2 separate regions of the Mus musculus genome follow, and region 2 is linked to region 1. Evidence: chromatin loops called from intact Hi-C (ENCODE). Cell type or tissue: heart. All regions are shown on one strand. Each heading gives the region's core, and the rest is flanking DNA. Links, peaks and the distances in the headings are about the cores only.

Evidence for each region. Hi-C counts contacts between places; a loop is a spot of excess contacts. Peaks named below come from ENCODE experiments on the same cell type or tissue, not always from the same donor. Only the 100,000 strongest peaks of a DNase experiment are listed, where the experiment ranks them.
Region 2: a loop joins it to region 1, with 5 times the contacts of the local background. A loop is called at or near these places in 8 of 42 quality-filtered maps.

Annotation. Positions count from the first base shown.
Region 1 is chr10:117,427,681-117,442,785 of GRCm38, reverse strand. It overlaps the pseudogene Gm9002. Among named protein-coding and RNA genes, the nearest start is that of Gm32141, 12 kb to the left of the region's middle. In heart, for the core only: a CTCF peak has its summit at 7,178 (motif pointing right); a DNase peak (open chromatin) is centred at 7,195; H3K4me3 peaks cover 953 bases; H3K27ac peaks cover 633 bases; H3K27me3 peaks cover 408 bases.
Region 2 is chr10:117,328,942-117,344,046 of GRCm38, reverse strand. No RefSeq gene overlaps it. Among named protein-coding and RNA genes, the nearest start is that of Cpsf6, 40 kb to the left of the region's middle. In heart, for the core only: a CTCF peak has its summit at 5,927 (motif pointing left); no DNase peak of the experiment used is centred there.

The DNA of each region.
Region 1 (15,105 bases), core at 6,058-8,557:
TGGGCAGAGAACAGGGAAGATCTGGGAGGAGTTGTGGGAGGGGAAATAATATGATCAAAGTACATTTATGAAAAAATTAATTTTTGAAAATGCACAACGAGAAATGAATGAACTGACAAAAAAGCCCTTTTTAGCCCATGCACACAGTGAACGCTGACCAAGCCTTGCACAACAGACTGTTTAAAAGGAGAGAACTGGCAGTTAGGTGTCTAACTTGTTCCTCACATCCCATAGTTCTTAACTGCAGAGGGCTCTGCCCTGGCAGGCGGGGTGTGGCATCCAGAAGTGAGACGTGCTATTAGTGACGCTGGTCAACCATGTGTGTGCTGATGCTGGGGCTTTGTTCTTGTTGTTTGTCCTCTGAGGAGAGTCATTTTCACATGCACATGCGCACACTCGTAAGTGCAGAGACAGTTTCTCACTGTCCTATCCTTTAATTGGTATGGGTTAGGTATGGATTCGGCAATCTGCATGGTGAGGTCTTGGTCAACAATACCAAATCACTTCCGGTTCACCTTACGTTCCAAGCTAAACATTACATCTCCGTTTTACTTCACCTTGTCTTCAAGATGACGGAACCATCAACCGGTCTCTGTAAAACCTTCCACTGTCTGACATCTGCTTTCCTTTCTTCAATTCCCAAAAGGAGGCGATCATAAACAGAGCTTCCAGAATTTTCTCCTTCGTCCGTCTCCAGGATTTTCACTGCTTCTCCGATTTTGCTCCTGGGGATCTATTTACTGACTGTTTATATTTGTGTTACCTAAGAAATAAATCCTCTTAATGAAAAAAACAAAGTCTGTGGTGGCAAAGTTCTAGGCACCATGCAAATGTCACCTGATTAATTCCGTTCACTGAGATCTCCAACGAGCAAGCAGTAGCCTTGAGCGCGTTTCGCCCACTCCCTTTAAGCTGCAAACCTACCAGTAACAGCGACGATGAACAGTAGAGGATGTGTGCGCCTGTTCTCAAGCCAGTTGTTGAAAACAGAATCCCTTGCTTCGCTCCACAAAGAGGTTTTTTTTTTTTTTTTTAAGGAAAGGGTCTTTTTAAAACTCCAGACAAAGGAAATCCCTTCAGCTTAGGAAGGGGATTTAGATGCTGGAGTTGTGCCTGATCAGGTCCTTAAAGCCAGGCTCTGTTTCTGAAACAATGACAAACTCAGACCACCGCTTGCCCCGAAGACCACCAGGAAAAGGCTGAGCGGCAGGGGGCGAAGCCCACACTGTGAGCGCAGCGTGCGAAGCATTGCATCACGTTATGGGACCGCGGGGTGGGGGTGGGGGGTAGGGGGGAACGCCTCCTGTGGATTTCTGGACCCCAACGTGGGGTCCACCGTGAGAAGTTACTTATTTCTTAAAAGTGAAATGGGAGGAAAGACACCTCTTTTCTCATTGGATCTCAGGATGAGCTGAGACAACTCCTATACACCCAAGCCCTGATCCCAGCAGACACTGAGGATAATAAATGTCAGAGTGGGCTGCCCTGGCAGCGGAGGTAGGGGTGAAACAGACCAATGAGCTAGGCTTAGAGATGAATGGGGAAAAATATCCCATACAGAGTGAATCCAAGCCAAAGTGTCTGCCCCGGACAGGCAGAATGGCTCAGCAGGCCCCATTCACCCAATATGGCCCAAAAGGATTCTGGCTAATTTTAAGATTTATTCAATCAATTATAGACTTAGAGGATAATCGAGCATTCTTTGTTTCTCTTGGCAAAGTCCTGATTTGCAAAGTCCTATTTGGCAAGAGAAAGGCTGAATTCTTTCTTTCTTTCCTTCTTTCTTTCTTTCTTTCTTTCTTTCTTTCTTTCTTTCTTTCTTTCCTCCTTCCTTCCTTCCTTCCTTCCTTCCTTCCTTTCTTTCTTTCTTTCTTTTCTTCCTTTTTTTCGAAATAAAATTGTTTTAGTAACAAAATATAGATTGCATGAACAACCGCAAAGTCCCTTCAGGTCAAAACGATGTGCCCTGGTGTGGAGCAGGTAGGAAGAAGGACAGACCTGAGCTTCAGAGTCAGACAGAGGAGTCTCACTGGATGCATCCCGCTCAGACTGCAAGGAGACGGTCACAGACTATGGGCTGGCTCTCTGGGGCCTAGTTTCCTTCACCACAGTGAGTGGAGATCGGAATACCTACCTGGTGGCCTGTGGTAAGGGCTCAGTGAGGGTGAGACATTTCTAGCATGATCCTCACACATGGTCTTCACAAAGACTCCGGGCAGCTTGTCCTGAGTGTGTCTCTAAGAAGCTCCTAAGAGACAATTAGAGATGCAGTTGACCCATTGCCATGGTCCCTATATGATGTCTAGCTTAAACAGCCTCTTGAGAATTTTGGGGTTTTTTTTGGAGACAGGTTTTCATACAGCCCAGACCCACCTCACTGTGCATCTGGGAAGACCATGACCTCCTGGCCCTCCTGACCTCACTTTCCAAATGCTGGGGTTCCATGTGTGTACCTCCTCCGTGCACGGCTTTATGCAGCTCTGGGGATGAGACCCAGTGCTTTGCAAAAGACACAACAGCCTTCTACTAACTGAGCCACTTCCTTGCAGTTCATTTTATGAAGGAAATAAGAGAAGTCAAGGAGAAAACATTAGGCTGACATTTTCACGGTGCTGGGGCCAGCTGCCTTGGGGCCCTGCTTTCAATAGCTGCCCACAGAACAAATGTCTACAGAGCACATATTTATTTTAGAATTAGGTTGGGTGATAGGGAAAGTACAGTGAAAAATAATCAGACTCTCCCACCCCCACCCCAAGAGTGCACAGCCCAGGACTGTAGAGAGGGCTCAGGGGTTAAGAGCACTTGCTGTTTTGCAGAGGACCCAGGCTTGGGTCTTAGCACCCATGTGACAACTTCCAATCATAGGAACTCCATTTCAAGAGGATATGATGCCCTCTTCTGGCCTCCTCGGGTACTGCACACACGTGATGCACATGAACACATACAAACATGCACATATACATAGAAAGAAAGAAAGAAAGAAAGAAAGAAAGAAAGAAAGAAAGGAAGAAAGAAAGAAAGAAAGAAAGAAAGAAAGAAAGAAAGAAAGAAAGAAGAAAGAAAGAAAGAAAGAAAGAAAGAAAGAAAGAAAGAAAGAAAGAAAGTGAAGAAAGTGAAGAAGTTTCATAGTTCACTGAGAGAGACAGAAAGACATGCAGGGAATTAAAATGCAGGCGAGTGTGATGGATGTTGAATGGAAGGAGGAACAAGGTATATGTCCCTGAGGCTAGCAGCTTCCATGGCCTCATATTTACTTTAGGTGAGCAGAGACACTAGATTGATTGATTGATTGATTGATTGATTGATTTTGGTGCTTTACCTGTATGTGTATCTGTGTCAAGCTGTCAGATCCCCTGGATCTGGAACTACAGGCAGTTGTGAGGTGACCTATGAGTGCTGGGAATTGAACCTGAATCCTTTGGAAGAGCAGCCAGAGTTCTGAACCACTGAGCCATCTCCCCAGCCCCCTACCCCTCCAAAAGTATGCTTTCTTTTTGAATTTACTTTTTGACAGAAAAATATAAAGGCAGGATGGTGGTAACCTGCCTGTTACCCCAACATTCAGAAATCTGAAGTAAAGGGATTGTAATTTGAGGCCAATCTGGGCTAAATATGGAGTTTCTGGAAAGCCTGAACTATAGGGCAAGACTTTGTCTCAAACTAAATCAATAAATAACTAATAAATAAACACAATGAGTCCCAGTATATCTACTTACCATTTTAAAAATATAGGATTGGAGAGATGGCTCAGCAGGTACAATGCTGGTTATACGAGCACGGGGATCCTAGTTCAATGCCTGAACCTATCTAAAAAGGCAGACTTGGTGGCAGGTTTGTAATCCCAGAGCTGGGGAACCAGACACAAGTAGATCCCATGGCTTGCTGGCCAACCAACCTAGCTTAATGGGTGTGTTCTGGTCAAGAGAGAGAGCCTTCTCAAAACATAGTTCCTGAGGAATGACAAGTAGGTTTGCCCTCTGTCCTACACACACACAGACGCACACAGATGCACACAGACACACACACATAGACACATGAACAGATACACACACAGACAGACACACATACACACACACAGATACACAGATACACATGCAGACAGACACACACATACATACACACACAGACAGACAGACACACACACATAGACACATGAACAGATACACACACAGACACACATACACACACACAGATACACAGATACACATGCAGACAGACACAGACACACACATACATACACACATACATACACACATACACACACACACACAGACACACACACAGATACACAGATACACATGCAGACAGACACACAGATACATACACACACAGACACACAGATACACACACAGACAGACACAGACACACAGATACATACACACACAGACACACAGATACACACACACACACAGACACAGACATACACATTCATACACACACAGATACACACAGACACACACACAGACACACACAGACACAGACACACAGGAATATATGCAGTCACATGCACAACTGTACCCTCATGTAAACATGAACATAAGCATACATACGCAAATAATAACAATAATAAAACAAATTATAGGCTGCTGATGTAGCATGGTGGCAGAGTCTGGTATGTATAAGGCCCTGGGTTCAAGCCTTAGCAAAGGTAAACCAACATGCATATATGTGCATACACACACACATACTATGGCTTGAAAATGGGTAGTAGTTTCCAAAGACCACTGTGTTAAAGGTTTAGACTCCAGGAAAGTATTATTGAGAAGTGGGGAAACTGTGAGGAGGTGAGGTTTCATAAAACCTTCGGTCCTTGGGTCACTAGAAACATGTCTTTGAAGGGGACTCTGGGACCCCAATATCTCAGTGTCTTTCAGATGTAGGAGGATGGCCTTGCCACATCTTTTCAGAGCCGCAAAGATTAAGGCCATCTGGTTCTAGGCTACCTACCACTTGTAGAGCTATAAGCAAAAATAAACCTTTCCTCTTTGTAAGTCGATTGTCTCAGGCATTTCGTTACAGTAACATGAAGCCCTCTGATATACCTACTATTCGAAGAGAGTTGAAATCTCCTGTGTAGCCTCCTTCCTCATTTATGCCTTTATATTTCCACTGCATAGGTCTCTGTCTTGTGTAAACAGTCATTTTGGAGCAAAACAAATTTCAATTTAACAAAGACTTCGTTTGTGGACATTTATTTAACTGGCTGACATTGCTTAACATTGAAGAGACTAGCCGAAAGTCAATGCCAGTCAAGGCTGGGAAGACGTTTCCCACGGTGCTCGAGTTTCGCTTCTGTTGAAATTATTAACCGACTGCTTTGGAATTTTTGAAACGTCACTTTTCTGCTAAGACCGGGTATAGATTTTTCTGAACTTCCCAAGTTCTTAGGAGAAACACTAGTATTTTTAAGTTCTTATGTAATGAATTCGATGATTTATTCACTGTAAATATCACCCTGCTCTTCGCTTCCAGGACTTCTGCTGACGGGGCGGCTGTTGCATAAGCACCCCGTAAAAAGGCCCTGTGGAAACGGGCCTGTGATAAAGAGAATGTTATTTCAGTAACTCGCTGCAGGACTCCTGGGACCAATTTATGTCTCTAGTTACATAAGCAGTCCGGTTTGCTGCGATCCTTGGACCACCACCGTGGGCACCTGGAAGGGCTGCTGTGAGCGCATAAAAGCCAGCTCAGCTGGACACCAGGCTTAGAGATGGCTGCCCACGGGGCTGGATGGAAATGTAAAGGCCAAGTGGAAATTACAAACCCAACCGTGAGAGGCAGCCAGAGGGGGCTGGGAGTGGGGACGAGGGCGCTATTTTAGGTCTAATGAGAGGAGAATTTGAAGCAGAAAGGGCAGGACACATTTGGACAGTAGGTGGCGCAATATCGTCCTCGTGTTGCTAAGAATTAGACCTGGAGGTGATGAGAGGAGTCAGGTAATCCAGGAGCAAACTCAATAGACAATTGCCGTGGAATGCATACATTTACACACACACACACACACACACACACACACACACACACACACACACACACACACACAGAGAGATATGCTTAGAAACCTGTGGATAGAAGTAACAACCCTACTGTAAAACTTGAATGCATTAATGCTCTCAGTGTAATTGTCCCCTATCCCTCCACGATGTTCCCCGGAAGTGCTCTGTCTACTCAACAATGGACCAAAGTGCTGACTGAGTGCATCACATCCCAGACACTTGCTGTTGACACAGGAGAGTCCTGTGCTCCAGGTCCTCTCTGAAGGGTGTGCCCTTTAACGGAGAGAGGACCTCATTCTTGGTGCAGCCACCATGCCATGGAAAACAGATGCCCATAGCCGGGGAAACCTGGCTGGCTTGAGGACCGCCCTGGCTTTGTTCTGGAATGGGTGGAGGTTTGCTTCAGCAAGAGTTTGGGTTCTTCTACTTGAGATGCTGGCGATACGGAAGAATCCAGAGAGGACAGAGGGAGTTTGGGAGAACAAGGCTTGCCCTTCTGGGACAGATGGCCAAAGGCCAGCCACAGCAAGGAGATTTGATCCAGTGTTAGACCTGCCGCTCAAAGGCTAAACAGAGCGTGGGACCCCTAACGGCAGAACCTGGACTAAATGGTAGGTAACCAGGCATCTTGTGAAAACGCAGAGTGGGTGAGCCAGGTAGTTCAATTTTAAACTGAAGCAAGGAGCTCAAGAACTAGACGTGTCCTCAGAGAGAAGCGAGTGTTTAGCAGTTCCTGGAGTATCTAAAGGAGGCCGATGCAGAGCAGAACAACGTGGATTATTCAAGAGATCTAGAAAAGGAAGGTGTCAGCATAGTGCCGCGTGTGTGCGTGCAGCAGCATCACCAGAGAGCTGGGCCGGCGCCACATTCTGGGCTCTTGTAACTGTATTAGCCTTGTGCACTATGCACAGAGCAGACGGAAAACTGCCCCGAGGACTTGAAATTAATCTGTGTGGAATAAACATATTACACTGGATGCTCACAGGTACACGGTCAGTTCAGATAGGTAAGGCAGGCAGTACAGAGGCCAGCAAGATCAGAACTGGGGGAGGGCATCAACAAATCCAGAAAATATGAATCCAGTGTGGGGACGCGGACCTGCCCTTCCCCTTTGCTTGTATGTCACAAAAACTGCACGTTTCCTGATCACAGAGACACCCTCTTCCGACCTCAGCTTGCGGTGAGGACGTGGACTACCACACGGTGGCGCTGCCGTCTAATCGTTTGTCTCTTAGGTCATCCCGTTTGTCGTGATGGCCACCACGTGTGCGTTGACCGCCTCTTCTTCTTGTTAGCTTACAGGCTAAACGAGATCTGGGAGCCACCATGAAAGGGAGAATTCTCCCTGATGGAGTCGCAAGATTCCGGCCCTCGTCGCAGTGACATTTTTCTCTCATTGGTATGCGTGCTCTTCAGTCCCTCGGGACATTTCAATGATAGAGGTCAGCACAATCAACAAAGTCATATACTGTCACTGCTGAGGTCAGATTCCGGGCCACGGGAAGGCCTTCGGGTCATTTTTATTTACTCTGTCTCTTTGTTAGCGCAGAATTCTGAAGCTCTTACTGAGCTGACCCTGGTTGAGAGCATCGTGGCTTGACTTCCTCTTCTGCCCAGTCTTGCAGCTGATCCTGAGGGTACTCTTTAATAAGCACACTGAAAACAAGTCTGAAGCACCGCCATTATTTGAGAGAATGAAGTCAACACTCAAAGAGAAGCGGAAACCAGAGAGAGAGAGGCTGGGCACAGTCAACCGGAGAGCCAACTCTAATGCAGGCTTCCTGTGGTTTGACTTGTAACAACCAGATGGTTCACGTTTGAAAATATTCTGTCTCCAGGCTGGTTTGAGCCGGCTCTTTAAACAGATAAGAGGCGTCTGAACACACTGTATGGGCTATTCTTAAATATTAGTTTAAAGGATCCCTCGATTTAGACAGCTTGTTGAAATTCTTGTCTGATAGCACATACAAGCTACTTGAACATTCTGCATTTTGATTTCTTTTATTTTCTTTAAACTTTTTTATTATTAATTAACTTACTCATCTGTGTTGAGCCAGGGTCTCAAGTACCCCAGGCTGGCCTTGGACTTTCTATATAGCTGAGGATGGCCTGGATCTTCGGATCCTCCTGCGTGCTGGGATTACCGGCACGTGCGACCATACCTGCTTTCTGGAGAATAGGGAATTGAGCTGTGGACTTTGCACAAATTTAGCAAGCACTCTGCCAGCTCCCCCAACCCCAACCCCAACCCCTCACCCCAGCCTTGCTTGGTTTCTTCAGTGCTGAATTAACACTAGCAAGGACCTACTTCATGGCACTATTGGACGAATTAGATGAAGAAATACACGCAGGTTGCCTGGAACAGGGCTGGACACATTAGGAACCTCTTCAAGTTATTGGCTCCAGGTTCAGGTCACCCGTTACCTGGGACTTTCTAAGAAATACCTTTGCTGCTCTGAGGATTGGTAAAATCATGGCAAAAGATGACCAAGAACTCGTCTGGAGTTCCAGGAGGCGAATGCCTAAGGGAGCGAACTCAGTAGCAAGACCGAGGGACTCTGGCACAGGGGGGAGCCTAGGTCTCCTCAAGCTGTCCTTGGGCGGTGCTGCCAGCACCATATGCAAACAAGGTTCTGTCTTCACCAAAGCTGACTCTCCCCACCCTCACCCCCAAGTAGTACATTTCTGCAACATTGGCTAAACAAAAAAGGGCAACGAGAATGCACCTGCCAACCGCTAGCCTGAGGTTTCCGTTGAGCAGCGTTTATGGGGCAGTATATTATAGAGCAGGATTTTTTAATAAGCTATTTTTAAATAATAAATGAATATAGATTGTATAAAATCCCGTTGATGAGGTTGCTGTGAGGACAGCAGTCCTCCAAACCCCCCACCCCCTTAGGTTCTACGCCAACAATCATGATGCCATAAACAATTCCATTACTCCTTATTTATGTACTGTATCCAGTCTTGGTGTTTGTGTTGTGTTGTGTTGTGTTGTGTTGTGTTGATTTTTGGCTTTGGTTTTGTGTTGAGACAGGGGCTTTCTATGTAGTCCTGGAAGTCACCATGTAGCCCAGGCTGGCCTTGAACTCACAGAGATCCATCTGCCTCTGCCTTCCAAGTGCTAGGATTAAAGACCAAAAAAGATTTTGTAATGACGAGTTAATCATAAATCCTTTACAATTCATTCGTTGACTTAAAACATGAAATTTTAAGTTTCCTCTAGTTAATTCCTCATTTAATCTTATAAATTTTATATTTTTTAACCTTGAAAATAAATAAAAAAACATCACACACCAAAATTAACCAGGTCTGAATCTGTACAACTCTGTGAACTTCTATACAGCCCCGCCCCTCAGATGGAAGTACGCCTCCTGCCCCGCCCCCTCAGATGGAGGTGTTCATCCTGTCCCCATTTGCTGAGATTACTCACTTGGGCCACCATGTGCAGCCTAACTGCTTTTAGTAACTCTGAAAAAGTTGAATCAGCAGGATTTAATCAGAACCACAACATTACTTGACAGAAAGATCTAATACAAAGATTTTTTTTTTTTCAACAGCTCTGCCTGTCCTGGAACTCTATGTAGACCAGGCTGGCCTGGAACTCACAGAAATCCTCCTGCCTCTGCCTCCCGAGTGTTGAGATAAAAGGCGTGCGCCACCACAAGTGGTTTCTTCCTTCCTTCCTTCCTTTTCAAAGGTGTTTTGTCTCTGCATAGTCTTAATAGTATACCAATGATGGCTTTGTAGTACATGTCATCTCTAACTGAAGGGGTTACTGTAAACCAGGGTTTCCCGGCCCTGCTATTGGTGCTACACTGGATGGAATCCCTTGTAGGAGCCTATCCTGTGTATAGTAGGGTGTTTATTTCAAAGCATTTCAGCTCACCCAGCAGATGAGAGCAATGCTCCCTCACCTGCCCTGCGCCTCTCCAACTCTTGGCAAACGTCCCTGCCTTAAAGTTAACTCAAATGAGCGAAGGTGGGGAGCAGCTGCCACCCACAGCGCTCGGAGAGGAGAAAGAGAAGAGGCCGGAATTGCTTAAATTAGAAATCTGCTGATGCTCGTTCTCTGCATCGGGCACGGCGAACCCAGTGCTGCCAAAACTGCACACCGGACTCCACTGTTACTAGAAAGGGGGCTGCGGTTTGTGGGACAAGTCTGCGCTCTGCAACTGCGGCGGCCCTGACCTCTTCGGCCTCCCTCGAGCGCCCCCTATAGGCAGAGTCTCGCAGGGAGCCAGCCTGTAAGACGTCTTTAACGGAGGGGAATGGCTAGAATTGGTTCTAGTGGAGACTGCTGAAATCATTCATATATTAGCCCACGTGATTCTCAAACTTTAAAGAGCTAACCAACCACTAGCCCGAGGCAAGGCTGGAAATCTATGCGGGAATAACGGGAGATCACGGCAAGTTTGAATTTATGCCTGTGGAGAGAAAAAGCGCTTTTACATACTTAAAGGCAACAAATTAATCACGTTTGCCTAGTGGCTAATCCTATCCTCTGTGAATTGAGTCTTACTGGTCATGTTCTCAGCGTAACCTTACTTCCGATCTTAATCTTCCGATCTTGTCTTAATCCATCTGTGACCACTGTCCCTAACGGAGCCAGAGGCTAGCTCTCCGAGACTCCCAGAGCCTGCTGAATTTGACTTTTTGTCTTTGCTGGTTAAATGTTTCTTTCTCCCACAAGACTTAATGCCTCGGCAAGAATAGCGTTTTATTGATTTTTGTTTGCCCACAGTCTAACTTACTAAGTATTCCTTAAAAGCCTAATAACGGATGAACTGTCTGGAAGAAAAAGAACAGAAAATATAAATGTGTTTGCAAACAGGCATGTCCCAGGGACAGCCTGGGCTCTCAAGATGGCAAAGGAATTAAAACACTTTAAATGAGCCGGGCGTGGTGGCGCACGCCTTTAATCCCAGCACTCGGGAGGCAGAGGCAGGTGGATTTCTGAGTTCGAGGCCAGCCTGGTCTACAGAGTGAGTTCCAGGACAGCCAGGGCTATACAGAGAAACCCTGTCTCGAAAAAACAAACAAACAAAAAACACTTTAAATGGCCAGGCACAGTGGTGCATACCTTTAACCCCAGCACATGGGAGGAAGAGGTAGGTGGGTCTCTATGGGTTTGAGGCCACCCTGGTCTGCAGAGTGAGTTCCAAGTCAACAAAGGTTAAATGGTGGTGGTGGTGGTGGTGGTGGTGGTGGTGGTGGTGGTGGTGGTGGTGTGTGTGTGTGTGTGTGTGTGTGTGTGTAGAAGGAGGAGGAGGAAAGATGGGGCATCTGTGTGCCATGTTATCTGTGTGGAGACTTGTGGGAATCCATTCTCACCTTCCTCTGTGTGAGCCGGGATCAAACCCAGCTTATCAGGTTGTACAGCAAACGCTTCTACTGCCAACCCCTCTCAGCTGCCCTCTCCTCAGCTCTTCTGCCTTTTTCAATTCACTCCTTATTTTCCACTCCTGCAGAGCCTCAGGCTGGACCTGCCCAGTGCAGTGGAGCTGTCTGTGCAGCCCCTATCTGACCCTCTGCTTACGGTGACTTCCATTCCTCTAACACCAGCAAGGCATCCTGAACTGCCTGGCTCCTGGCTCCCACCACATTACCTGAGAGACTCCCTAACAGCTAAACAGTTAAAAGGCCATGGAAAGAAAGCATAGCTAGAGGCTAGAGAGATAGATGGCTCCTCTTTGAAAAGTGGTCTTGGGGGCTGGTGAGATGGCTCAGCGGGTAAGAGCACTGACTGCTCTTCTGAAGGTCCTGAGTTCAATTCCCAGCAACCACATGGTGGCTCACAACCATCCGTAATGAGCTCTGACACCCTCTTCTGGTGTGTCTGAAGAAAGCTACAGTGTATTTACATATAATAAATAAATAAATCTTTAAAAAAAAAAAAAAAAAGAAAAGTGGTCTTGCTGAGGGCCTGAGTTCAGTTCCCAGCACCCAGGTCTGGTGGCTCACAAGTGCCTGAAACTTCAGCTCCAGGGGGATCCTATGTCTCTGCACCACCACAGGCCCATGTGTGTGTGTGTGTGTGTGTGTGTGTGTGTGTGTGTGTGTGTGCTCGTGCACCAGACACACACACATGAAACTAATAGAAACAAATATTTAAAGAACAAACAAGTATAGCTTTGAGGCTGACAAGATGATTCAGTGGGACACAGGCTGTGGAGAACATTCTAGATCCAGGTTAAAGCAGCCTAAATTATCTTGTCCTTGCAAATTACTGTGATCTCTGTTACCTCGTGGCCTTCCAGTCACTCTAGTTTAGTTTTCTTAATGCTCTTTGAACGGGAAAAGCATGTTTCTACCTTAGGGTCTTTGCACAAGCTGTTCTGTCCAGAATATTCTTCCACAGATATATGACTGTCTCGCCTCCTTTTGATTTTTGACATAAATACTTCCCTCCCTGCCTCCCTCCTCCTCCTCCCTCTTCCTCCTCCTCCTCCTCCTCTCCCTTCTCCTTCCTCCTCTTCCTCCTTCTCCTCATTTTTTTTGTTTGTTTGTTTTTGTTTTTTTCGAGCCAGGGTTTCTCTATGTAGCCCTGGCTGTCCTGAAACTCACTCTGTAGACCAGGCTAGCCTCAAACTCAGAAATTCACCTACCTCTGCCTCCCAAGTGCACCGCCACTGCCCAGCCAGTCTGAAGTTTTTATTCAGTTCGTCTGTGTCTAGAGGAAGGTGTTGGGCTTCTTGGTGGTGAAGCGTGGCTTGTGCTGGCGCTGCATGGGGCAATGGGAATTTGCTCTTGGAGTAGTGGAAATACTTGAGAACTGCAATCTCTTCCACCTTTATGATCTGGATGGAGTGAGTTCGGGCATGGTATCCGGGCCCCCATGTCGCGGTAGCACCGTGTGACTGCACCAGCGGTGGTCAGATCCTGGTAGGTACCCTCTGTACTTGTTGTGTGTGCCACTGTGGGAGTCGGAGCGCAGCCAGATGCCAAAGTTCTTCACACGCAGGGGTGACTTTTCAAACACCTGCCCGCAGTACACAATCTCCCCAGATGACTTCTCCAGCTGTGACACAAAGTACACAAAGCGGGAATTTGGCCAACACAAGGGTGGGTGCAAAGGTTTGCATTTGGTACAGTGGTGATGTGTGGCATTTGAGGGCTGACAAGCAGAACCCCACCGACTTGTACTCCCAAAGTGTGCCCAACGCCTTCATGGCACTGCGTGCTCATTCAACGCCACTCACAAAAGGCCCTCTGTCTCTGTCTCTCTCCTTCTCCTTCTCCCTTCCTTCCTTCCTTCCTTCCTTCCTTCCTTCCTCCCTCCCTCCCTCCCTCCCTCCTCTTCCTCCTCCTCCTTCTTTCTCTTTCTTTCTTTCTTTCTCTCTCTCTCTCTCTCTCTCTCTCTCTTTCTTTCTTTCTTTCTTTCTTTCTTTCTTTCTTTCTTTCTTATGTTTTTGGGGTTAATATAGGCCCTGTGATGGTTTTTATATCCTTGGACCAGGGAGTGGCACCATCTGAAGGTGTGGTCTTGTTGGAATAGGTGTGACCTGGTTGGAATGGGTGTGTCACTGTGGATGTGGGTATAAGATCCTCACCCTAGTTGCCTGGAAGTCAGTCTTCCACTAGCAGCCTTTGGATGAAGACATAGAACTCTCAGCTCCTCCTGAGCCATGACTGCCTGGATACTGCCATGCTCCCACCTTGATGATAATGGACTGAACCTCTGAACCTGTAAGCCAGCCCCAATTAAATGTTGCTTTTTTATAAGACTTGCCTTGGTCATGGTGTCTGTTCACAGCAGTAAAACCCTAACTAAGACAGAAGTTGGTACCAGAAGTGGGGTACTGCTGTGATAGGCCTGACCATGTTTTTATTTGAAAGAATGTGGATTTTGGGACTTTGTATTTGGAAAGCAATGGAATGCTTTAAATGGGGCTTAATGGGTCATCCTAGTAGAAATATGGAAGACTTAGTTGCTAGGAGTAATTTGAACTGTGTTGACCTGGCCCAAGAGATTTTAAAGGAGAAGAATTTCAGAATGTGGCATAAAGACTGTTTTTGTGGTATTTTGGTGAAGAATGTGGCTACTTTTTACCCTTGTCTGAAAAGTCTGCCTGAGGCTAAGGTGAAGAGACTTGGATTAATTGCATTGACAAAAGAAGTTTCAAAAAAGCCCAGCAGAGACTTTGTTCTCTGGTTAAGTCTTATAAAGAGAAGTTTGAACAAGCATAGCGAGTTTAGAAAGGAAAAATATAAAATATATAGTTCGAGTATTAAAGGAGTACCAGGAAGTGAAATGGAGCAAAATCTTGTGTTCTAGGAGATAACAGATTAAGGGAGTGGGACCTTGGGGCAAGATTCTACCCAGCTTAATTAGATCCAGGCATGGTGGTACACACCTTTAATCCCATGAGACAATCATGCTGATCTCTTCATTCAAGGTCAATCTACAGAGCAAGAACCAGGATAGCCAAGCTTAGGCAGTGAAGGATTTAGAAAACATAAAGCTAGTGGTAATGTAATAGTACAAGGGGATTGTTCTAGTTCCTGTAAGCAGCAGAACTCGGCAGCTTCAGCCATGTGGCTCTGGCTCTAGAGTTAAGAATGGGAGGAACTACTGGGAAAATTGATGCTGGTTAAATGGAGCTAAGGAATTAGCAGTGATTAAGAAGAGACCAGCATCACTGAGGTGAAATCTTCTGGAAATTGTTTTCTGGGAGGACAAAGAAGCTGTGTTCCAGAGAATATCCAAGGTTGTACCTCATGCTGCAGCTGGACTTGGTAATGTGTAAGAGTCACTCAGGTGTTACTGCTTGTGAAGGAATGAAGGGATCATGGAGAGAAGCTGAGGCTTAGCATTGTGAGAGGCCAGGGAAGGCCATTGGAGAAGGTGAAGCCTCAGCTGTAGTTGATGGCCCAGGACTGAAGGGGTCAAGCAAAGGATTTGAGGCTTGGCACCCTGAAGAGAGCCTATGAGAGGCTATTTGTGAAGCCTAGTTGGAGTGGAACACCCCAGTGTATTGGAGATGTCAGTACCATGGGATGATCACCAAGAACAGCAGCCGTAGTGGAGTGGATCAACCTGACCTTAGAGGGCTACAGAGGGCAGAGCTGGAGAAGTGATGCCAACCCTTAGGAGGAGTCCAAAATA
Region 2 (15,105 bases), core at 4,506-7,005, 97 kb after region 1:
ATTAGAGTACTAAAAAAAGAAAGAAATACGGATATATAATAGTTGAAGTTGTAAACAATTTCTACTAATTTCTCAGTAACAGTGCTAAGTAATTTAGGTTAAAATAATGCATGTTACCTCCAGTGTTTGTGTAGCATTGTTAGGTTTGTTGTTACTGTTTATGCAGTTTTAAAAATAAATTATTTATTTACTTTATGCATATGAGTACACTGTAGCTGCCTGCCTTCTGGCATACCAGAAGAGGACATTGGATCCCTTTAAAGGTGGTTGTGAGCAACCATGTGGTTGCTGGGAATAGATTGAACTCCAGACCTCAGGAAATGCAGTCAGTGCTCTTAACCGTTGAGCCATCTCTTCAGCTATCTTTATGCATTTTAAAGTTGCATTCATTGGAATAATTTGAGGCTCTGTATCTATAGCCTTCATGGAACTGTGTAAAGTTAGTGGGAATATCTTAAAAGAATACATCAGACTAAAAAGGGAATCTGCCACAGCCAGGATTGCCTCAGACTTAGGCTATAGCTGAGGATGGCATTGAATTTGGGATCCTTCTACCGTGTTTAAGTGCTTCATAACAGTCATGGTGCCGTTGTCATTTTCTGCAGTGCTAGGGACTGAAACCAAGGCCTCCTGCATGATAGTCAAGCACTCTACCAAGTGGATTACAGCTCCAACCCAGGCAAAGCCATTTCTGCTAAACAAGGGATTTAAGCCGATTTTCCTAGTCTTCCTGCTTGGGTTTCCTAACCATGATTACGAAATAGCTACTTTGTGGGCCTTTTCAACTTTATCGTTCATTAGCGGTGCTTAGGAATTTGTGTATGCACATTGATTCTGATCAGGTATGCAGGATGAAAGATAAATAGTTTCAAAAGTCCATAAAGTCAGTTGGCTGTGCTACTATGTGCCTGTAATTGTCAGCACTTGGAAGTGGAAGGAGTGAATCTAGTTGGAGGCTAGCCTAAGTAAGTTACCAGTTAGCCCTGTTTATGTGTCTGTGTTGTCATGCAGGTACTTGCCTGTCAGATCAGAGTACAGCATACAGGGTTACCTCTTGCTTCCCACTTTGAGATACAGCCCCTTGTTTCTGCTGTACTGGCGCACCCCAGCCTAGCAGGCTGTGATCAGTTGGGGAATCTATCTGGACTCCAAATCTCAGTATGAGTGCTGAGATTTAAAATGTGTGCCACTGTATTCTGTTTCTGACTTGGGCTTTAGTAATTATGTTGTCAGACTTTTTTAGCTAGTGCTGCGTTTACCCAGTTAGACCCTACACTTAGTGGGAGGAAAGACCCCACACTCAGTTATAGAGAGCTTTAGCTTTTTCCTGAACATCACACTGAAATCTGAAGAGTGGGGCCTGATAAAGGGGAAGCACCACCTTTTGGAGAAAGAAAAAAAAGCCTGTGATTCAGTGTGCTAGGTAGGAATTTAAAGAATGCTTGTTTGCCTGGAGCAGGTATTGAAGAACATGCATACACGGGCCACAATTCAGTTAGCATTTCAAAGCATCTTTACAGATTCAATTGGGAAAGATGAGGTAGGTAGGACAGTGAAGTTTACAACTTAGTCAGGAGATGGAATACAAGGAAGAGAGAAAAAGTAAATGAGGTGGCATACAGTGAAAAATGAGAAGCTTGTATGATGTTGTGTCTGACAGTGCCGATGGAGCCCATTAGATGACATTTAAAGGGTGCACTTGGTATTTTTGCTGTCCATTTTAATTTTGAAGTTGAGAACTGGGGTTAAGTAATCTTTAGTTACAGTTAAAATGGAGATCAAACTAAGTTTGTAAGAATTTGGACCAGTGGTGACAGCGGTGTGAGGACGCAAACAAGCTACTCACTGAGATCAGTTGTATGAAGTACTACTTTTTTGGGCAGAAACAGAAAAATTATTTTCAAAGGAGAATAAATACATAAAAGCTTATAGGTTTGTACTTAGGTGGTAGGAAGTTTATGATATTCGTATTTAGTGATCCACCTACTTTGAACTAGAAATTGAGAATATTTTGTGTAGGTGCGGTTTGTATTTAGGCGAAGTAATTATCAAAGCTTGGCAGGTATTGAGTTTTAGGCTCCATTTTACTTGTGGCAGTTCATTTACATGCATCTATTTCGGAGGGGGGGGAGGTAGATGAATAAAGCTGTGGACAAAGGCTGTCAACTTGACTTTGCAGTTTGCTGCTTATCAGCCTAGCCACAACATTATAGCTTACCCATTCACTCCCTGTGTGAGGGTGTGTGTTAAAGAATGGGGTCATTTTTCATCACACTTTACAGAGGAAGCTCTGATGGGCAGAATGGAAGTTAGAAAATGCTCCGGGCCAGGCGTGGTGGCGCACGCCTTTAATCCCAGCACTCAGGAGGCAGAGGCAGGCGGATTTCTGAGTTCAAGGCCAGCCTGGTCTACAGAGTGAGTTCCAGGAGCAGCCAGGACTACACAGAGAAACCCTGTCTTGAAAAACCAAAAAAAAAAAAAAAAAAAAAGAAAAAGAAAAGAAAATGCTCCGGGATTCCCAATTTAGTTACTTGTCCATCCCTATCATGCTAAGCCCTACTGTCACAATTTTTACGTTATATTGATAATTGAACTGTAATTAGGAATATGTTTATAAATGTTCACTTCCTCAAATTTTGAGTTCCTATTCTCTACATAGATTTTGTGAGATGCTTTGTATTTAAGTCAGTGCATAGCAAGCAGCTCAAGTACTATTTCGTTTTCTTAAAGTGTCACATAAATATGCAGGGACAGAAGAATTGGCTTAGTGGTGAAGTGTGAACATTTTTGGGCAGGCATCCAAGCTTGATCCTCAGCATCCACATCACGTATAACCTACGTGAACACTTGCACGCATGTGCACAGATGCTACCTTTGTGATTATCTGTCAGATACCAAGTAGATGGATGGCTATAAAACTTGTGGAAGGAGCTGCAAAGGTGCCAGCACTGGCTGCTCTCCCAAAGGACTCAGGTTCAATTTCCAGCCCTCAGTGGCAGCTCACAACTGTAATCCCACTTCTAGGGTATACAGTGCTCTCCTCTGGACTCTAAAGACACAAGGCATGTTCATGGCACATAAATATGCATGCAAGCAAACTCATACACATGAATAATAAACGATAAGTTAAAGCATATACAGATTTAGAGTTTAGAAAATTTGGCCTTGGGGGCTGGAGAGATGACTGCTCTTCCAAAGGTCGTGAGTTCAAATCCCAGCAACCACATGATGATAGTTCACAACCATCTGTAATGAGATCTGATGCCCTCTTCTTAGGTATCTGAGGACAGCTACAGTGTACTTACATATAATAAATAAATGTTTAAAAAGAAAAGAAAAGAAAATTTGGCCTTGTTTTCCACTTTGAAGCATCTCACTCATCCTAGAAACACAGCTGACTTAGAAGATGTGTAAGTTATTATGCTCATCTAGCAGCTGTGTGAATTTACTAGTGGGTGCCAGCACAGATCTCAGGTTAGCCTATGAGTAGACAAGCTCTATAGAGTTCACATGTCTTAGAAATGTAGGGTTCGTAGGACATTTTATTGAGCTTCTTTAGAGTAATGATCTGAGAAGAGTACACTGATGTAGTTGCCTTCCATTGATTCCCCTTGCTCACATACATACTAAGTACAGAACATGGCATCCTCCATCAGGCCCAACCTGAGCTGTCATAAGTGAAATGTAACATTCACATTACTTTTTAAGATCTTTAGAGTATGTCTGTCTGTCATTATTTTTAAGTACTCCCAAGGGAGTTTAGTCTCCCTACTTTGTCTTGAACCTTGACCAGGCTGGCCTTTAACCCAGAGATCTGTCTTCCAAGTGCTGGAATTAAAGGTGTCCATCCCCACATTCTGCTTCTGTCAGTTCCTAATTCAATCCTCCCAAGCCTTTTTGCTTAGTGGCAAAATCCACTTAACAATAGGAATCTCAAACTTAACACGCTGAGCCTGAACTCTGACCATTGGCACATCCCTTCTCTATTACAGTTTAGATGCTGTGTCCGAAAACTTGGCACTCCCCTTGGCCCATCACATTTTACAGGTAGTATATTGGGATATTTCCCATCAATGAATACCCAGGGCCACATATAGTCTCTTTATAGCAGTATCAGAATCCTGCAGTGGCTTGCTCCCTGTTTCTTTACTGAAAGCTATAGTACTTAAGAACTTACTGAGTTCTGGGTCCTCCTTTCTCAGACCAGTTGATCTAATTTGTCCCTTTTCCCCTGTGCTCAGCCTATTCCTGCCTTTTTCCCCCCTCCCCGTTTTTTTTTTTTTTTTTTTTTTTTTTCAGACAAATCAGCATGTTCCTCCCTTTGAATCTTTGCATGGTACCTACAGTGTGATGCCTGGAGTATTGTGGGTATCTATCTATACAAGTGTTTCAAGTTTATTCTCACCAGTCAAAATAGGTTTTAGCAAGTAAAGATATATACAATGTCAGAGGACTCAGTTTTGATCGCAATCACAGGTCTTCTTACATGTAGGGAACTAAACCCAGGGCCCGGACACGGTAGAGAAGTGCTTCACTGGTCAACCTGGCCTACACTGATATGTGCTCAAGGCCAGCCTGGAGCATGTAGTGAGTTTGAGGACAGCCAAAGCCACATAGTGAGACCCAGTCTGAACAAAAAGTAAATAAGATTGAGGTTGGGCAGGGGTGGTACCTGCCTTTTATCCCAGCATTGGGTGGGCGGGGCAGAGGGGGCGCAGAGACAGGCAGATCGTGAGATTGGTCTACAGAGGAAGTTCCAGGAAAGCCGAGTTATTTCTATTCACTTTCTGTTGTTTTGCATAATATGGTGGGGATGAAAGAAAAGTTCTGACGGCACGTTAAAGTAGAAACAAACCGTCTAAAATATAGTACTTGGACTATAAATTTTTGAGTGTGTTGAGTGATTAAGTCAGCTTTATAACATTTTCTCATTAAAGGCCTAAAACTCAATGTAGAAAGTGGTCTATAGCAACATTAACACCAGTGGGCCTGGGAACTGAGTTCTGCATTCAATCACAATTACCGAGTATCTGAATACACACTGCAGGTTTCTTCTATTTTTGCTTGGTGTTTTTTTGAAACAGTGTTTCTCTGTGTAACATCTTGCAATTTTTGTGGACCAGGCTGGCCTCAAACTCACAAAGATCCCACCTGTCTCTGCCTCCTAAGTGTTGGAGCTAAAGGGATGTGCCACCATGCCTGGCCTTGTTTGGTTTTGTTCTTCAGATAGGATCTCATTCAGGTTGCTTTTGAACTCAGAAACATGCTTCTACCTCCTGACTGCAAGAATTATAGACCTGAGCCAACCTATTTTTAGATTGCCTATAATGCCCATCTGGTACTTAAATTTATATGCTATAATTTAAACTAGTTCTTATCACTGGCTATTTGGGTTGGTTCTATTTTTGTTACTAGCAGGGATCACTGTAGTATCTTTTTATCTTAGTGCAGATCTCTTCTAAAATATTTTCTTTAAATATTTGATTAAGAAAATGAACAGTTGAGGCTGGAGAGATGGCTCTGGAGTTAAGAATCCTGTCTTGCTGCTCTTCCAGAGGACCTGGGTTCAATTCCCAGGACCCACGTGGCAGTTCAGGACTATCTGTATAGAACTCCAGTTCCAGGGCATCTGACACTTTACACAGATGAGCATGCAGGTAAAACACCAAGGAACATAGAAGTAAATTATACATTAATATAAGAAAGTGAACAGTAGAGAGGGTTGAACACATTAAATTGCCCTGATGAATAATTTTTTAATATACTTTTTTGTTTTTTATGGTAGTTTTGCTTTGTAACCTTACAGATCCAGTATATGGCCTTACAGTATTAGGCAAGCACTACCAATTGAGTTTTAACCTAATCTTTAATCTTTAATCTTTTGACTGATTTGTTAGTACTGCCACCTAGTGATAGGTTTGCATACATTTTGTAAATTGTGTAAAGGGTAAGTTCATAATAATATTTTTCATTGGGAAAATCTTTCAGTAAAGAGATTCAGGATCTGTTGGGTGTGGTGTGCACACCTTTAACCTCATCACCCAAATCTGTGAGTTCAAGACCTGTGTGGTCTCCATAGTGATTTCCAGGACAGCTGGGGCTGTACAGTGAGACCTACTGAGAACCTGTGATGGCGAACACTGCTTGTTAACTGGGCAGGTTACAGAATCACCTGGAAGGTGGCCTCTGGCTCATCTGTGAGGGATGATCAAGGTGAGTACTGTCATTGTGGGTGGCAGGCACCATTTCATGAGCTGGGGTCTAAGAGGAAAAAGTGAGCTAGTAACTGCTGCTGGCACTCAGATCTTCCTGACCCGGGTTGAAGTCTGATCAGCCCCTTCATCCTCTCCCCTTCATGCTTGCCCCACCATCTTGGGATTCCCTTCATACTAAACTAAAACAAACAGTAGCTTTGCGCAGATATTTTGTTAAATCAACAAGGGAAGCACCTAATATAGAACTCAAATTATATGACCAAAAAAAGGACAGACGCATGTACTAACAGCGTAGACATTACTAAAAATTCTTTTAAAACCCATACCCTCTATAAAGGCATGCGCTCACGGTCATGAGCTGACACTCTTGGTGAAGTTGTTGGGGCTCTTGTCTTACTGAAGATATTTCTAAATTTATCCAATATACATGAGGTTATTTAAAATACTATTTTGATGCTCAATACATTTTAGCCCTAGAGAATACATTTAACCTCACTTGGAGATTTTGTCCATTTTGTGATTCTGGGGCTCAAACCTAGGGCCTTGAGGTAGTAGGCAAGTAATTACCCTACCACTGAGTAACATTCCGGGCTGTCACTTAACACTAAAGATAAGCACTGTAATATTTACTTATTAGGGGCCATGGTTCCTGAGGTGGTGGGAAGACAATGTGAGGGAGTTGGTTTTCTTCTAAATGTAGAGATCTTTGGGATTAGACTCAGAACATTGGGCTGAGGTTAGTCCAGGGTGGGGTAGGGAGCAAGTGCTTTACCCACTGAGCCATTGCACAGGTTTATAATGAGAATTCTGGGTTTTAAAAACAAAACAAAAAGAAACCCAGAAATATCCCAGCATAGTGTCACATGCCTTTAATCCCAGCACTCAGGAAGCAGAAATAGGCAGATCTCTGATTTTGTGGTCAGCCTGGTCTACAAAGTGAGTCCAGGGCAGCCAGGGCATATTACACAGTGAAACCCTGTCTCAAAAAGCAAAAACAGGGCTGGAGAGATGGCTCAGTGGCTAAGAGCACTGACTGCTCTTCTGAAGGTCCTGAGTTCAAATCCTAGCAGCCACATGGTGGCTCACAAACCACCCGTAATGAGATCTGACACCCTCTTCTGGCATGTCTGAAGACAGCTACAGTGTACTTACATATAATAAATAAATCTTTAAAAAAAGCAAAACCAGACAAAACCCAGAAGTATAAGAATGTGGTTTTGTTTTAATCCTGGTGTGGGGATATGGGCTACTTCACACTGGCCACAGCAGCTGAGATTTGTCTGGGGCTCTAGCAAAGGTGCAGTTTTGCCAGGTGTAGGTAGGTCTAGGCTTGTCTGATGTTTGGAGTTCTGGGGACTTTTCAGAGGGTAGGGCCCCAAGAGCTGGGCTTGGTGGTTGGTGATGATGGTTCAGGGGAGTTGGTTACAGTTTGTTACTAGTCCTGCTTTAAAAAAAAGAAACAAAAAGAAATTAGAATTAGGGGTTATCCCTTCTTTCCTATCTAGTGTTGGGGAGAAACTGCCGGGTAGGATAAAAAGTGGGAAAACACTCACAAAGTAGCTAAGTCCAGCTACAAGTGGCAGCCAAATGTGGGACTTGATAAAGAAAAAAATGGGAAATTTGGTTTAAAATTTCATAGAGGTAATGGCAGATGACAAAGAAAAAAAAGTTGATTGTAGCTACTACCACTGGGATATAACCGCACTTTGGTTCCGGGGGGGGAGGGTTTCTGGTATTTTATATTTTATTTTATTTTTTGTCTATTTTTTCTTTTTCTTTGTATATTGTTTCAAAAAGAAAGATTAGAAGAATTGCTGAGCAGTTGGAAAAATTGGGGGTGGAAATGGAGGGGCCTGAGAAACTAAAAGTGGCTGAGTGGGAAAACAAAAGGGATCGCTCTGCTCGCACTCTTCAGAAGGGTTGCAGAGTTGCCAGTGCAGCTGGAGAGGGGACGGAGGAGCCCCAGAGCAGGGGGCTCTGTCCTGGTGACTGAGCAAGAGTGGGAGTTCCCCACAGGAGGGAAGAGGGAAGGAACTGGTGCAGGGCTGTGGGGAGAGAAGCTGAAAAGCTGGAGGACAGTCTGCTGGGACCAGCTGGGCTGTCAGAGCAGGAGTGGGGCACCCCGGGGTTAGGAGATCACTCTCAACCTTCCTGTGGAACAAATTTATGACAAGACAGGATAGTGTCTCGTATAGAAACGATAGATCTAAGGGCATTTTAAAGAAGCCGTGGTTTCATATGGATGCACTCACCTTATGTGGAACAAATTCTAACTATAACTGGGTTACTTAAAATTATTCCCCAAGACTTGAACGGGCTGGTAACAGCAGTACTAGAGGCTGGACTGTGGTTGCAGTGGTTAACATGGTGGACAGAAGAAGCTGCAAATATTGAACAGCAAAAGAGCTAGGAGGAGAATGAATATAGTCAAAGACAAGTTGCTGGGTGAAGGATGGTACTATGATAGACAAGAACAGCATCGATTTGATGATGCTTCTATAGAAAAATGTCACTTGGCAGCTTTAAGAGCTTGGGACAAATTTAAGGAGCCCAGGCAAAGGTCCACCTTGTTTACAAAGATTATACAAGGCTCTGAAGAAGCCTTCAGTGATGTTTTACAAAGATTAGTCTCCCTTGTGAACCAAGCTGCGTCAGACTCTGCTGCAAGGCAGAGGTTGGTAGAAACCTTGGTGTATGAGAATGCAAATATCAGATGTAAAAAAGTTATTAGACCATTAAACGGACGAACAGTGCTTACAGATGACCGGATAAAATATGCGACCAATATTGGTCCTAATATGTGTTATGTGAATATACTATGTCAAGCCATAGTTAGAAGTCTCCAATATCAAAAAGCCCAGTGCTTCCATTGTGGGAAATACAGTCATTTGCAATAGGACTGTGAACAAGGGATCTCTAAAGAGCCATGGTTTTTCTAAATAAAATCCAAAAGAAGGTCTACACTTCCAGGGTTATGCAAGCGATGTTGCAAAGATTTCCAGTGGACCAGTGAGTGTAGTCCAAAGGAGATATTCAAGGTAATTTCTTACCATTAATTACCATTTCATGTCCATTTCATTATCATATACAGTTTCACCAGGAAATGGTCCTGGGGGCTTAGCGCAAGTACCTGCAGCAGAAAGTACAAGCCATTTGAGCCGAGGAGTGACATGCAGATCAGCAGGTGCAGGCATCATGGCTCTAGACTTGTCTATGGGTAAACATCTTACTCTATCTGGAGAAATTAGGTGTTAAAAAATAGCTATTGGACTTTATGGCTCTTTGCCCTGAGGTTCAGTAGGGATGATCTAGAGGGGGAGTGGGTTGACTTCCCAGGGATTCACTGTGCATCTAGGAATTACAGATGGCCGTTTCAACAATTAATTATGGTCTATGTCAAAAGAGAGATGCAGTTTACACAGGTGATCTCAGCTGCTACTGTTTCCTAACATCAAAGGCAAAGCCACTGCAGTAGAAAGCACACTGACCCAAAAAGCTCTTATTTCATTGAAAATGTCTGTTTATAATTTCCCACTATACCCAGCTTAATTAATGGTTTAATACATGGGGAAAATGATGGGAGAATTCTGGAATTTTAGTTTCTTTAAAGATAGAAGTATAATGGTTTTTTGTTTTAATCCCAGGTATTGGGATATGGAGCTGTTTCAAACTGACCACAGCAGCATACTAATTTGTGCTTTAGCAGAGGTGTGATTTTGTCAGCTCCAGATAGTTTCTGTGATTGTGTGACATTTGGGATTCTGGGAACTTTTCAGGCGGTGTATGAATGCTAGGGCGCGGAGAGGCAGGGTTGGTGGTTGGTGGTCATTCAGCGGGGTTGGTTGCAGTTTGTTAGTCGTCTTGCTCAAAGAAGAAACAAAAGGAAAGAAATTAGGTCCAGGAATCTGCCCCCCCCCCCCCATCCTTCTTTCTCAATCCCTCAGGGCAAAGGGCCATAAACTCCAATAGCTATTTTATAACACTGAATTTCCCCAGATAGAGTAAGATGTCTAGCCATGGACAAGTGATAGGTTGTGAAATGGGGTCAGGGTAAAGAGTGGGAAAAAGAAGAACCACAGTGTAGCAAAGAAGACACAAGAAAAGAGAAATTAGACTCCGGAATCCTCTGTCCTCTCTCTCCTACCTACTGATGGCAGTGACGTGGTATGGGTGGGATAAAGGGTGGGAGGAAGAACCCACAAAGTAGCAAAGACCCATTATACAGGCTCTCATTTTAAGGTTTTGGTTTTTAAATAAATCTATGCTGTCCCAAGTTCTGAATAAAACGTTAAGTGTCTAGACTCAATACATACAGGAGATTAGGTTGCTCTTAGCCCTAGGTGAAAGTGTATAGATTTTGTCTTCTTGAACCAGGAAATGAGATACTTCTCCAGTGACAGGCGTGAAGAATGTGCAATGAAATGAATGTACGTAGAAAGAAAGAAAGCATTGCGCTACCTGAGAAAGGAGGTAAAGACTAACACGCTGGGCCGTCTGGAAGGAAGTGGGAACCACATATACTGACCACTTTCTCAGCACTATTGTACGAGCATCGATCCTGGAGTCAAGGGAGAATGTGGCAGGAATTATTTTTTAGGAATCATTTGCAAATACACAATGTGAACTACTAGAATCAAAAACTGAGCAAACTCAATGTACAGAATCAGTTTAGAAACCAATGTAGCTAATGTAAAATGTGAAGTCCTTTCTGCTGGAAGTGTTAAACTTACCGGAAGTCAGTCAGATGAATGAAAATTATTGCACCTGCTTAGTTAGGAAGAGAGAGTATTGTAATACAATTTATCCTAAGTTAGTTAAATTAAAATCCCAAGGGATTTTGTTACAGAGTGTAACAGCCTGGCTCAGAACTTTATCTGGGAGTTGAGAGGCAAATGAGTACTAAGAAGATAGAGACAAGGTAGGACTTGTTTAGCCAGGTACCATGACCTGCACTAAGTAGGATAGTCCAGGCTCAATGCATTAGTAGGTAGATTACAGAAAACAATAGGGACAGACAGAAACCATTCGTGTGAAGCTGACTTGTGGTAGAGTGGGAATTGCTGAAGACTATTCTGAGAGGCAGATGTTACAACAGGATATTTAAGTCTATAGAAATAACTCTGGGGGGGCCAAGTAAGTACTTGATGTTAGAGGCAAAATAAACAAACAAACAAACAAACAAACAAATAAAATAAGTAAATAAATGAATGACCTTGCATTTCAGAAGTTTGGGTATTTCGTTTGCTTATTTGGACCAGTTTTACATTGTAGCCCAGGCTCCCTTGAAACTCACTTTGTAACTCGGGCTGGCCTCTTAATTCCTGGCAGTTTTGAAACTGACATTGATGAGCTACCACAGCTGGTGCAAGAGAATCTTTTTAATACATAATAGTAAAAAGGGCAATTTTTAAAGTGGAAAGAGGAGGGAAGGTCCTATACCGTGAGAAGAATATTTGAAATACACAACTCACTAAAGACTAATGTTTATAACGGGGCTGAGGCTACAGCAATAATAGAATATTTGTGCGCATAATGACCTAGGTTTGGTCTCCAGAGTAAAAGTGGGAGGTTCTTCTTCCTGTCCCCGAGCTCCCAGGACGACAACTCTGAGACTTAAATTATCTTTACAAACACCTTGGCCATAAGCTTTGCCTGTTCCCGGACTAGCTCACGTATTAATCATGCTGTTTTTCTGTTGTATGTTCTGCCACTTGGCTTCACGCAGGAGATACTTACAAGAATAGTTTTGTAATATCTTTAAGAGGGGAAAGGGGAACAACTCAAATATTCAGAATAAATCGTACAGTCATATGATAAAACATTTTGTAGCTTGATAACAACTTTTAACTAGGTATACATATATATATGCATATATATATATATGTATATGTATGTATACACACACACATATATGAATCATGAAATTATCTTGACTTCAAGAAGTTAGGAAAATCCTCAGTATTCCATTTATGTACGTTCCCAGAAAGAAAATTGCAAATGTGTAGGGGTTTTGTATTAGGAAAGTAGTGCAAGAAAATGATTAACAATTCAGCATGTTAGTAACAGGGCAGGGAAGTAGCGGGATGCAGCCAAGGAGATCCACAGAGACTACACATGTGTTCTCATCTTCTATTGTACTGCTTGGGCTGTAAATAAACATTTTCACACACATGCATGTGAATGCACACACATGCATATAACAGTACAATAACCTACTATATAAAATGTATTCTAGACAATTTAAGCTTCTAGTATGCCTTGAAAATGGTAGGAAGAAATCTTAAATATTTCTCCCAAATTATGACAAAAACAGTACTTTAAAACAATGTTTTGCTCAGAGAATTTAAATGTGAAGAAAGATAATGTAAGTTAAAAAATGATTTAAAAGTTACCCTTGTGGGGGCTGGAGAGATGGCTCAGCGGTTAAGAGCACTGCCTGCTCTTCCAGAGGTTCTGAGTTCAAATCCCAGCAATCACATGGTGGCTCACAGCCATCCGTAATGAGATCCAATGCCCTCTTCTGGTATGTGAAGATGAAGCCAGCGGCAGTGTATTTACATAAAACAAAAAAAAATAAATCTTTTTTTTTTAAATCACCCTTGCTTTGAATTTTTTAATTTCAAATAAAATCAAGGAATATGTTTCTTAGTAATGAGATTTTGATGCTGTTTTTCTTTTGGAGTAGCCCTAAGGGTATTTTTCACCTATCACTGGGTAGAGGAAAATTCCAGTGTTAGACTAAGTCAGGACACGTGCAGGTAAGGGATAGTAGGTTTAGGCCAGTGGTAAGTAAGTCTAACGCCTCAGGTCCCACGTGATGCCTCAAAGTACCAGCATTCATTCTCTCGGACAGGACAGTGGACCTAAACATGGCTGTTGTTCACCATGAGCCTCTCCTCAAGCACACTGCTGGGAAGTGTTCTCCTTGAGCTGACGCTGATGAATCTTACTCCTTTGTACCTGACCGTAATCTTTCTGGGCCAGACCATTTCTTTCCTAGAAGAGTCTATTTGTTTCCTTCCTCCTGCTTCTTGTCTTCAGATACTCCTTTGAGTCCAAGCACTAACAGTTATGAAAGGAAAATATACCCCAGTCAGCAGTACCACACGCAGACACTAGGTGCAGCTCTGGTGCTGGGATTACCATAGCATAAAGTAACCTGAATTGAAATCTTAGCACATATCTATGTTTAAAGGACACGTACAAACCCAAAGAAGTCACCTTTCCAGAAACCATTTTCGAAACACCCAGATTCTCTAGCCAGGTGATGGGAAGTTTTCTATATAAAGCTAGACCCTAAAGTCTGGGAAAGATGGTTGATTTCTTAAATACTGAAATCTCAACAAAAATTCCTAAGACAGAAGTGGACAAAATGACCTGTGATGATTAATCTCAATTGTCAGTTTGAGATAGGACTTGGAAATAAGACTCTGGGTATGACTTTGAGAGATTATCTTGATATGGTTAGTTGAGGTAGGAAGACCTTCCCACACAGGGTAGCGCAATTCCATGGGTTGTGGTCCCATGTTGCATAAAAAGGAAAGTAGCTGAACGCAGACATTCATCTCTGCTTTCTGATTGGATGCAATGTGGTCAGCTTTGGACTCCTATCTTTTGTCCTTTATGATGAAAGGTGGGCCAAAAACAAACCCTTTGTCTCTTCGATTGTTTTTGTCAGGGTACTATTATTACAACAGTGAAAGGTAAGACCCTCATTTAAACAATGGGCTTGGAAGATGCCTTGGTTGGTAAAATGACTGCTATACAAACATCAAGACCTGAGTTCAAACCCCCAGCACCAGCATTTTAAAAAATGGCAACGGTGGGTAGGATGGGGTGGGGTAGTTGCTCATGTTTGTAACTTTAGCACAGGGTTGGGAGGCAGGGCAGAGCTTTCTGGTCTGCCATTCTAGGTAATCAGTAAGTACTGAGTTTGGTGAAAGATGAGGTGGAGTACACACATGCATGCATACCATCTTAGGGTTTTACTGCTGTGAACAGACACCATTATCAAGGCAACTCTTTTAAGGACAGCATTTAATTGGGACTGACTTACAGGTTCAGAGATTCCGTTCATAATCTAGGCAGAAGCATGGTGGCGTGCAGGAGGAGCTGAGAGTTCTCCATCTTCATCTCAAGGCCACTAGTAGAAGACTGGCTTCCAGGCAGCCAGGAGGAGGGTCTCAAAGCCCACCCCCACAGTGACACTAACTCCAACAAGGCCACACCTCCTAATAGTGCTATTTCCTGGGCCAAGCATATTCAAATCACATTCCACACCCTGGTCCCCATACGCTTGTTCAAACACATTAGTCTGTGAGGGCCATACTTAAACATAGCATAATGCAAAATACATTTAATTCAACTTCAAAAGTCCCCATTGTTTATAGCACTCTCAACAAAGTTAAAAGTTCAAAGTCTCTTCTGAGATCCATGCAGTCTCTTAACTGAATCCCCTATAAAGTCAAAAATACTGGACCAAAGCAGGACAGAAAACCAGCTGGGCAAGCTTCACATCTCTGTGTCCGATGTCCGAGCGCTCCTCAGATCTCCAACTTCTTTCATGCTTAGTCACTACTGTTGGCAGATCTGTCATTCAGCAGCAACAAACTTCTTTCTCTTGGGCTGGTTCCATTCCCTGTTAGCAGCTTTCCTCAGCACGCCTCACACAGCTCTGATATCGCTTACAACTTGGGATATCCAAGGCAACTTCCATTTTACAGCTTCTTATTCCAGTGTCTGGATCCACACAGGATGATCTGGGCTCCTTCAAAGAGCTTGGGTCCCTTCTCCAGTACTGTACAATGTAGCACTCTAGGCTCTGGTTGACTCGACTCCACTGCTGCTGCTGTTCTTGGTAATCATACCATGATACTGGCATCTCTTAATT